Regions from separate parts of the Homo sapiens genome. Here region 2 is linked to region 1. Evidence: read pairs that join two places in POLR2A ChIA-PET (ENCODE). Cell type or tissue: IMR-90. All regions are shown on one strand. Each heading gives the region's core, and the rest is flanking DNA. Links, peaks and the distances in the headings are about the cores only.

Region 1 (4,400 bases), core at 314-4,313:
CATTTTCTTTAATCTAGAGCAATCTTTAAGTTGTTTTCTGGGAAGGGTGGGGAGGGAGGTTTTATGACAATGACATTTTTGAGAAGTCCAGACAAGTTGTCTTGTGAAGTGTCCCACAATTCGAATTTGTCCAATTATTTGCTTATGATTAGATTCAGATTACCCATTTTTTGCAAGAATAGCTAGTGTGTAGTGTTCAGTTCATCACATCGGGATGCATACTGTCTCAGGCTTTCCCATCATTCATTGCACTAAATTTGAGCACTTGGCTAAGGTAAGTGTTCAGCAGATTTCTCCATTGGACCTGGGTCACTTTTATTTTCCATATCTATTCATTTTTCTTAAACGACTTTTTGGGTTTTATTTCCTTATGCTCACTTTATTTGTCTCAAGACTTTCCTTCTTGGGAATAATTTAATTTTTTGCTATATCAATTTTGTTCCTTACTGATAAGCAGTGCTGCTCCTGATATTTGTAGGAATAAGAGCAAGAAAATAAATGCAGGGCCATCCTCCATATATCTAAATATTTAGAAGTTATAAACCAAACTAAGAAATTATTAAATTAAAAAATATGCTCTATCCTTCTTCTTTGACAAATATACTTTCATACTAACAAAATAGACAATATGTGTAAAAGCCATGGTTTTTACATGACTGAAATTTGACAAAATATTAAAGGTGATGCATGTAATTATAATTGGGCATATTTGAGTGTTCTGTTCATGGGCCAGCAATGGTTAGATGTGTACTAAAGTAAAAACTTTTATAGTTCATATGCTTTTTGTCTATTCATAACATTAATTTTTCTTTCATTTTAGCAAAATCACTCATTATGTTGGTATAATGAAGATTTTCATATAATTTGTTTTTTAAGAACTTTTTTACATTTTCTTTTTTTTTTTTTTTTTTTGAGACTGAGTTTCACTCTGTTACCCAGGCTGGAATGCAGTGGCACAATCTCGGCTCACTGCAAGCTCCACCTCCCGGGTTCAAGCCATTCTCCTGCCTCAGCCTCCCAAGTAGCAGGGACTATAGGCGCCCGCCACCACGCCCGGCTAATGTTTTGTATTTTTAGTAGAGATGGGGTTTCACTGTGTTGGCCAGGATGGTCTCGATCTCCTTACCTCGTAATCTGCCTGCATAGGCCTCCCAAAGTGCTGGGATTACAGGTGTGAGCCACTGCGTCCAGCCATTTTTCACATTTTCACGTAATCTTTAAAAAAATATATAGAAGAGGCTGGGCGCTGTGGCTCATGCCTCTAATCCCAGCACTTTGGGAGGCCAAGGCAGGAGGATCATGAGGTCAGGAGGTCAAGACCATCCTGGCCAACATGGTGAAACCCCATCTCTACTACAAATACAAAAAATTAGCTGGGTGTGGTGGCATGTGCCTGTAATCCCAGCTACTCAGGAGGCTGAGGTAGGAGAATCACTCAAACTAGAGGTTGCACTGAGCCGTGCGCCACTGCACTCTGAAGCCTGGCGACAGAGCGAGACACCGTCTCAAAAAAAAAAATTATATATATATATATGATTAAAAATTTAAAAAGAACAAAATTTGAATAATTTTCATCAAAAACAAAAAGGATGTAAAAATTTAAATTTTTAAATTGTTTTAATGATTTTTATATTTTTCTTCTAAAATTGAAATTTAAAAACTTTTTTTTTTTAAGAGACAGAGTCTTCCTCTGTCAACCAGGCTGGAATGCAGCGGCACAATCATAGCTTACTGCAGCCTTGAGCTCCTGGGTTCAAGCAATTCTCCCATGTCAGCCTCCCAAGTAGCTGGGACTATACAGGCACATACCACCATACCAGGCTAATTTTTTGAATTTTTTTGTAGAGAAGGGTCTCTTGATCTCTCAGCCTCAAACAATCCTCCCACCTAAGCCTCCCAAAGCACTGGGATGACAGGTGTGAGCCACTGCACCCTGCCTGAAATTTCTCTATCAAAAGACAAAACAGCCTGGGTGCAGTGGCTCATGCCTGTAATCCCAGCACTTTGGGAGGGTGAGGCAGGCAGATCACCTGATGGGTCAGGAGTTTGAGACCAGCCTGCCCAAGATGGTGAAACCCTGTCTCCACTAAAAGTACAAAAATTAGCCAGATATGGTGGTGGGCTCCTGTAATCCCAGCTACTTGGGAGGCAGAGGCAGGAGAATGGCTTGAACCCGGGAGGTGGAGGTTGCAGTGAGCTGAGATTGTGCCACTGCACTCCAGCCTGGGCAACAGAGTCACTCTGTCGCAAATAAAAATAAAAATAAAAATAAATAATAATTACATTGAACAAAAATCAAAATTACATAAAGTTGATATTTTATTTAGTATTTTAAAAGTTTAATACAGTAATAGTAAAAGATTTTTACATTGTAAAACTATTTGTAGTGTTAATGTTCAAAGTCCACATAGTTACCAATGTAAATAATTGGAACTACACTTCACATAAGTTATTTCTTGTCTGTATGTACATACACCTTTAAGAATAATATGTAATATGAGTTGTTTAATGTTGCAAAATGCTCCTCAGATGCCATGTGTAACAGTTGTGAATATGCTTTAATATTTTAGTACCTTCAAAACCAATGAATTAGATACAAAAAGACATGAGAGAATGAATGCTTGGCCTTCTGGGAAATAATACTTTCTTCAGTAAGAATCTATGGGATTCATGCTGAGACTATGTATCTGACAAGCAAGTGAATTGGTCTATTATCCTTCTTAAATTCTTCAGCTCAAATCTTTCTCATTCTCCTGAGCAGTGTCCATCTCTGATACTGGCAAAGGCGCAAAAACCTTCATGGCGTTTGGCATTCTTCGGTACATCAGAAGAAACCTTTCCTTGGGGCCTGAGGGTGTGGATTATGAGAGTAGGTTTAGGGTTGTGGGTTTTGCTGTGCCAGCACAGAACATCAGAGATGTCCACGTGTTCTTTAATGAATTTATCTTCCTGGTCTTTGTGATATCTTCGGTCCTCTAAAGAGCAGGGCCCAGAGCCTGGGTCTCTTTTATCTGTGAGTAATGTCATATATAAGAAGCAGAATCTATGAGTTATGATGAGTATTCTTTTAGTCTTTAATCTGTTTACTTAGAATTGTAAGTTTCTCTTTTCCTGTTGTTGTTTTGTATTTCATCTTGTCTTTAAGTTCTTATTTATAGAATTCATATTTTTTTAGTTGCTTTATAGAGAAGCCGTTATAGAGAATTTCCTTCTCTCCTTTGAGTTATATTTTCTTCAACACTGGGTTCCATATCTTTTTTTTCTTAGTCTGGTTGTTTCTTTGTCCTCCTTTTAAAAAAGTAATAGATTTTCATAATGCAGACAGTATTTGTTTTCATCTTCTTAATGTTTAATGTAGGGGAGTTTATCCAGACTTTCAATTTACTTGGGTGTAATTTCTCCTCAAATCCTTTCTCATTTTTGTGCAAGACCCATTTGTTTTGCCTTCTGGACTGTGGCTGGAGGGCATAGTTCTAGTGCTCTGTCAGCTTTTCTGTATCTATGCATTGGTGGGGAAAAGGTAGCTGTAATTTCCAGTATCCTTTCTTTTTTTTTTTTTTTTTTTGAGATGGAGTCTTGCCCTGTTGCCCAGGCTAGAATGCAATGGCGCAATCTCGGCTCACTGCAACTTCCGCCTCCTGGGTTCAAGCGATTCTCCTGCATCAGCCTCCCAAGTAGCTGGGATTACAGGGGTGCACCACCACGCATGGCTAATTTTTCATATCTTTAGTAGAGACGGGGTTTCACCATGTTGGCCAGGCTGGTCTCAAACTCCTGACCTTGTGATCTGCCTGCGTTGGCCTCCCAAAGTGCTGGGATTACAGGCGTGAGCCACTGCACCCGGCCTCCAGTATCCTTTCTTAGAGAAACTGGTCTCTAATATCTTTTTGAGGTTTTAATAAGTATCTTGTGTCAGACTTTCCTTTTCTATGATGGGTTGGATGTGAAGGGGGAGGATATGGAGGGGTAATTATATTCCTATTGGAAGCACCGATTTCCCTAAAGTGTGTATTTCTATTTCAGAGATTCAAAGCTGGCTGCTTAATCTCCCATCTCTTCTGTCTTCATCCTACCAACAGGTCAAAAATGACATTTTGAAGATTAGTCTTGCATCAATAACCAGGATGTTTTGAAATGGAAGAAATTGGACACAGGGAGACCAAAGAAGCTACTGTTACGGTAATGCACGTGAGAAATGAATTAGGTGAAAACATTGTATACGAAGAGAAAAAGATGAGCTCTCATAATTTGGAGAAGAAAAAACCCCATAAACTTACAGTGACAGAAGAGACATCCATAACAAAGGATTGGGAATAGATAACATTTATTTAACCCTAGGGACTGAAGGATTCATAATGCTATCTGCGGCATGCTGAAAACTGTATTGATTCTTCTGAATG
Region 2 (4,400 bases), core at 286-4,285, 61 kb before region 1:
CACCACCATAGCCCCTGTGATGAAAGTTTCGCCTTGAAGCTTTTCATCTTGACCCCTTTGATACCTTTGATTCTGTGTCAATGCCATCATGGCTTCCTTTATATCCTCCACAACTAAAGGCCCACCTGTGTTTTCCTCAGTCTTTCTAAAGTCCTACCCTGTGGCTTAGTCCCTCCATACCTGCCCTTAAGCTGGAGGAACCCCACCTCTCAGGCTCCAGGTGCACTTGTGTGGTGGATTACCGAAACTCTCCCACTCCAAGTCCCCATTCTCATCAACGTCCCTCCAGGGTCTGGCCAGGCTCCCTAAAAGCCCTGTCCAAACTATGAGCCACACCTTGACCTTCAGCATCAAAGAGGGCTTTACTGCAGGGGAGGAAGCTCCCATAAGAGCCAGAACGACCTGGGTGTGAGTCCCAGCTCTGGCATGTACCAGTGGGGCAGCCTTGGCAGGTCACTCACTTCCCTGAGCAATGGCTTACTCCCTGGTAAAGTTAAGTCAATGATGTCAGCCTCGCAGAGTGGCTGTGCAACAAGACATGAACATGTATGAAAACAGTCAGTAAATTTCTCCCGACTGAACTGAAATCCTCTGAAGCACCTGCCCTGTTGTGTTAAATGGAAAAGTGTGGTGTCCTTAGGAAGAAACTCTGACACTAGGTAGCTCTATGTGCAAAAGAATTTGCTGTGGGAAACCTTTCAGTACAACATGAAGTTCCATGATAATTCCAAACATATGTGAACGATATATAAGCTGTGTAGCAAAATCATATTGTCAGCCAAGTATACTAGGTCTAGGCATGATCTCAAGGATGGGAAAAGTTTGGCTTCACCTCTGAAAGGTAACCCTCAACCAAGAGGTAGCACAAAAGCATAATCGGTGGATGCGTTTCCCTCCCCCATCCATGCCTTGCCCAGATTTAATGGAAACATTTATACTAAACCTTGCCAAATTCACAGAAGTTTTTCCAGTTCCCATTACTTTGCTATTCAAAAGGAAGGGAGTAATCGCTTCAGAGGTAGGGTGTGGTACAGTACACTTAACAGAGTGCTGAAAGCAAGTTCAACACAGATGACCAATGTTGCCAGATTGCACAATTCTCGAGTTATTTTCGTGATGGGCAATGTTTTTCCTTTTTATTCCGTTTTCCTCCCTCTGGAGTTGGCTAATGATTTCCAGTGAATAGAACTCTGTCCAGTACAATCCAGTTAGCCCACAATGAACAGACTGTCAATGAGAGATGCTGCATTGACAGCCTTTATTTTAGTGGGCTCCCCGTATAGTAAAGATGGAAAAGGAACTGCTGTTGGGGGCATTCATTTGTAATTTGTGCTCTTGGTCTGGAAGTGGGCCATTAGCTCAGCAAAGATAATACAGAAACATACAATAAGGTCACCACTCTTTCTGAAGCCTGATCCATCATCTCTTGGAGAATCAATACCTGTATAGACACGTTATGAATGTGTTTAGTCTTTTCCTACGTGACCAGGTAGGAAGCTTCCTGGTCCAACCTGGGTGGGTGCTTCATGTTGGCTTGGCAGGTAGTGTCAGGCATCTGGAGATACAATACACATGTTTAGCTCCCTGCAATCAGCAGGCTGGTACATTCACTACCAGCTGCATTTTCTCTGTGATACTGCCGGAAAGAATGTGCTTAAAGTCACTATTGATTACTCTTTAATCCACACTATGTTAGGAGCAAAATTGAATCCGACAAGACATGGTATCTCTTTTCCACATACTTTGTGCATTCCAATAAAGAGGGCTGTCCTTGAGAGTATGAAGTGTGTATCCAAGAAGCCAGGCAGATTCCTTCGTATTCAGCCCACGGATTGTTCAGAGATTCCCAATTTCCTCCTGGGGAGTTGGGTGCAGGAGTCAAGAGAGATATTTGAGTCAGGGAATATTTCCCAAGAGGAGCCTTAGTATTTAAACATCCATTTTCTTTCTTTCTTTCTCTTTCTTTCTTTCTTTCTTTCTTTCTTTCTTTCTTTCCTTTCTTTCTTTCTTTCTTTCTTTCTTTCTTTCTTTCTTTCTCTTTCTCTCTTTCTTTCTTTTTTTTTTTTTTTGAGACAGAGTTTCACTCTTGTTCCCAGGCTGTAGTGCAATGGGCGTGATCTCAGCTCACTGCAACCTCCACCTCCTGGGTTCAAGCGATTCTCCTGTCTCAGCCTCCTGAGTAGCTGGGATTACAGGCGCCCGACAACAGGCCCGGCTAATTTTTGTATTTTTAATAGAGACGGGGTTTCACCATGGTGGTCAGGCTGGTCTTGAACTCCTGACCCCAGGTGATCCGCCTGCCTCAGCCCCCCAAAGTGCTGGGATTACAGGCGTGAGCCACCACGCCTGGCCCAGTTTTCATTTTTAAAAAATCTATTACATGCTCATGATAAAAAAAATTAAGCAGTGCACAGTGAAGAGTATACCCCCCTCACAGCATTCCCCCCTGCAGTTCCCATCCCCCCAGGCAACTACTGTTATGAATTTTTTTGTGTATCCTTCCAGAAAGAGTCTATGCATATAAGAGCAGCTTTGATTTTTGAGATGCATTTTTGTATGTTCAGTTCAAGTGGTTCACAAGATGCCTTTTCCAAATAACTCCATGGCAACGCAACTCTGGAACTCACACGCACATGGATGTATACATGGACACACACAGTCGTTCTTTTGAGCATAAAATGGAGGGGAAATGATGCAACAGAGAGTGAATAGAAGGCATATTCCAGTAAACCACAGTGGTTAGTGGCTTCTCAGATGGTTCCAGACAGCTTTTTATACAGAAATAGCTCAGTGAGAACACCCCAGCCTACTCAGACTGCAGAACAAATCCCAGGAACTTGCTTTTGTGCAATCTCCCCCTTGAAGCTCAAGTCTAAACACATCAGAGCTTGGCAGGGCTGCATGGGTACATTAGCGAACAGACAGAACACCCTGGCTCCTCAGGCGCTCCTTGTTTTTTTCCCTCTGGACCAGCAGATTTTTCTTACAGCTTACACCTGCTCCTCCCCGACCCCCAACAACATGCAGAAAAGGAAAGCCCCTCAAGTTTTCCTTGATCAAGAGGTTAAATAAAAAAACAACTCTCTTTCACACTCTAAGGGAAAGGAAAATAAAAACCACCAGTAGCTAAGACACACACACACACACACACACACACACAAACACACACACACATTTGGCAGAAATAAATTAAGAAAAATCATTCTATGTATGAGACCATTCTGAAACTAAGTGATGCATGATATTATGCAAATTTGCAAGGTGTATTTGTCCTCAGAATAGAGATGGCTGAATGGGAGTGATAGTGTCTTGATAAATTGTTGTTCTAGAAATTTTCCAGAACTGAAATGTGCAACAGGACATTTGAGAACTATCTTTTATCTAAATACTGATGTATTAATAATATAGCAGTATTAAAAGCACTGTCATAATTATTAGTAAAATTAGCTCATCTATAAGAGTCTGAATAAAAATGTCTCATCAAAAGCCAAATTCTAATGTAGGAGCCACATGGAAACCAATAGAAAAGAAACATTTCCACTGCATAGGCTGATATACTTGAAAATACAGGTCTTACTCCTGGTCAAAGAAATAGTTGTTTATACAGTTTTGAGGATACTGACAAGATCACTCTTAAGAAAATACTGCCTCACCTTCTGGCTAGTGCCTGAAAATCCTTTTCTAGTTGAGAAAACCTTAAATTCCTCAATAACAGATAAAGTATAATAGGCAAATTCCCCTGAAAAGAACAGCAATAATAATAATAATGCTAATTTCCTGAGCACTTACTTGTGGTAAATACGTTACTTTCGTTCTTACTCAGGACTCCACATGAATGATCTCCTTTAATCCCTGCAGAAGCTAATTTCCAAGATGGCTTCCTATAGCCCTTGCCTCTGCATATTCATGCCCTTCTGTGGGGGCTTTCCCTTCAATCTGAGTGGGCCCTGTGACTCTTTCGTAATCAACAGAATGAGGCAGAAGTGGTACCGTGTGGCCTTTGCAAGGCTAAATCAGGCCTTACAGCTTCTGCCTTGGTCCCTTAGGATGCTCATTCTGAGAAAGTCAACTGCTAAATACAAAATCCAATTATCCTGAAACCACCATGTTGTAAGGAAGCTCAAGCTAGCCATGTGGAGTAGCTGAGTGGAGAAAGAGATGCCTGGCCAGCCCTCAGCTATTCTAGCCAGATGTGTGAATGTAGAAGCCATCTTGGACATCCAGCTCCTTGTAGCTTGTGGATGGTTTGGGGCCCACCCAACTTCTGAGAATAGCTACATGTGAGACCCCAAGTGAAAACAGCCCAACTGGGCCCGGCCAACACACAGAATCATCAGAAATAGTAAAAAATTGCTATTTTAAGTCACTAAGTTTGGGGGTATTTTGTTACACAGCAATAT

Evidence for each region. Peaks named below come from ENCODE experiments on the same cell type or tissue, not always from the same donor. Only the 100,000 strongest peaks of a DNase experiment are listed, where the experiment ranks them.
Region 2: POLR2A ChIA-PET joins it to region 1 with 8 read pairs; 6 of 35 experiments call an interaction of 5 or more read pairs at or near these places.

What each region holds. Positions count from the first base shown.
Region 1 is chr6:13,820,997-13,825,396 of GRCh38, forward strand. LOC107986571 (a long non-coding RNA gene) reads left to right here. Exons shown (of 2, transcript XR_001743986.3): 2 at 4,080-4,400. Among named protein-coding and RNA genes, the nearest start is that of MCUR1, 8.6 kb to the left of the region's middle. In IMR-90, for the core only: no CTCF peak of the experiment used is centred there; no DNase peak of the experiment used is centred there.
Region 2 is chr6:13,760,051-13,764,450 of GRCh38, forward strand. No RefSeq gene overlaps it. Among named protein-coding and RNA genes, the nearest start is that of RANBP9, 50 kb to the left of the region's middle. In IMR-90, for the core only: no CTCF peak of the experiment used is centred there; a DNase peak (open chromatin) is centred at 2,751; H3K27ac peaks cover 932 bases.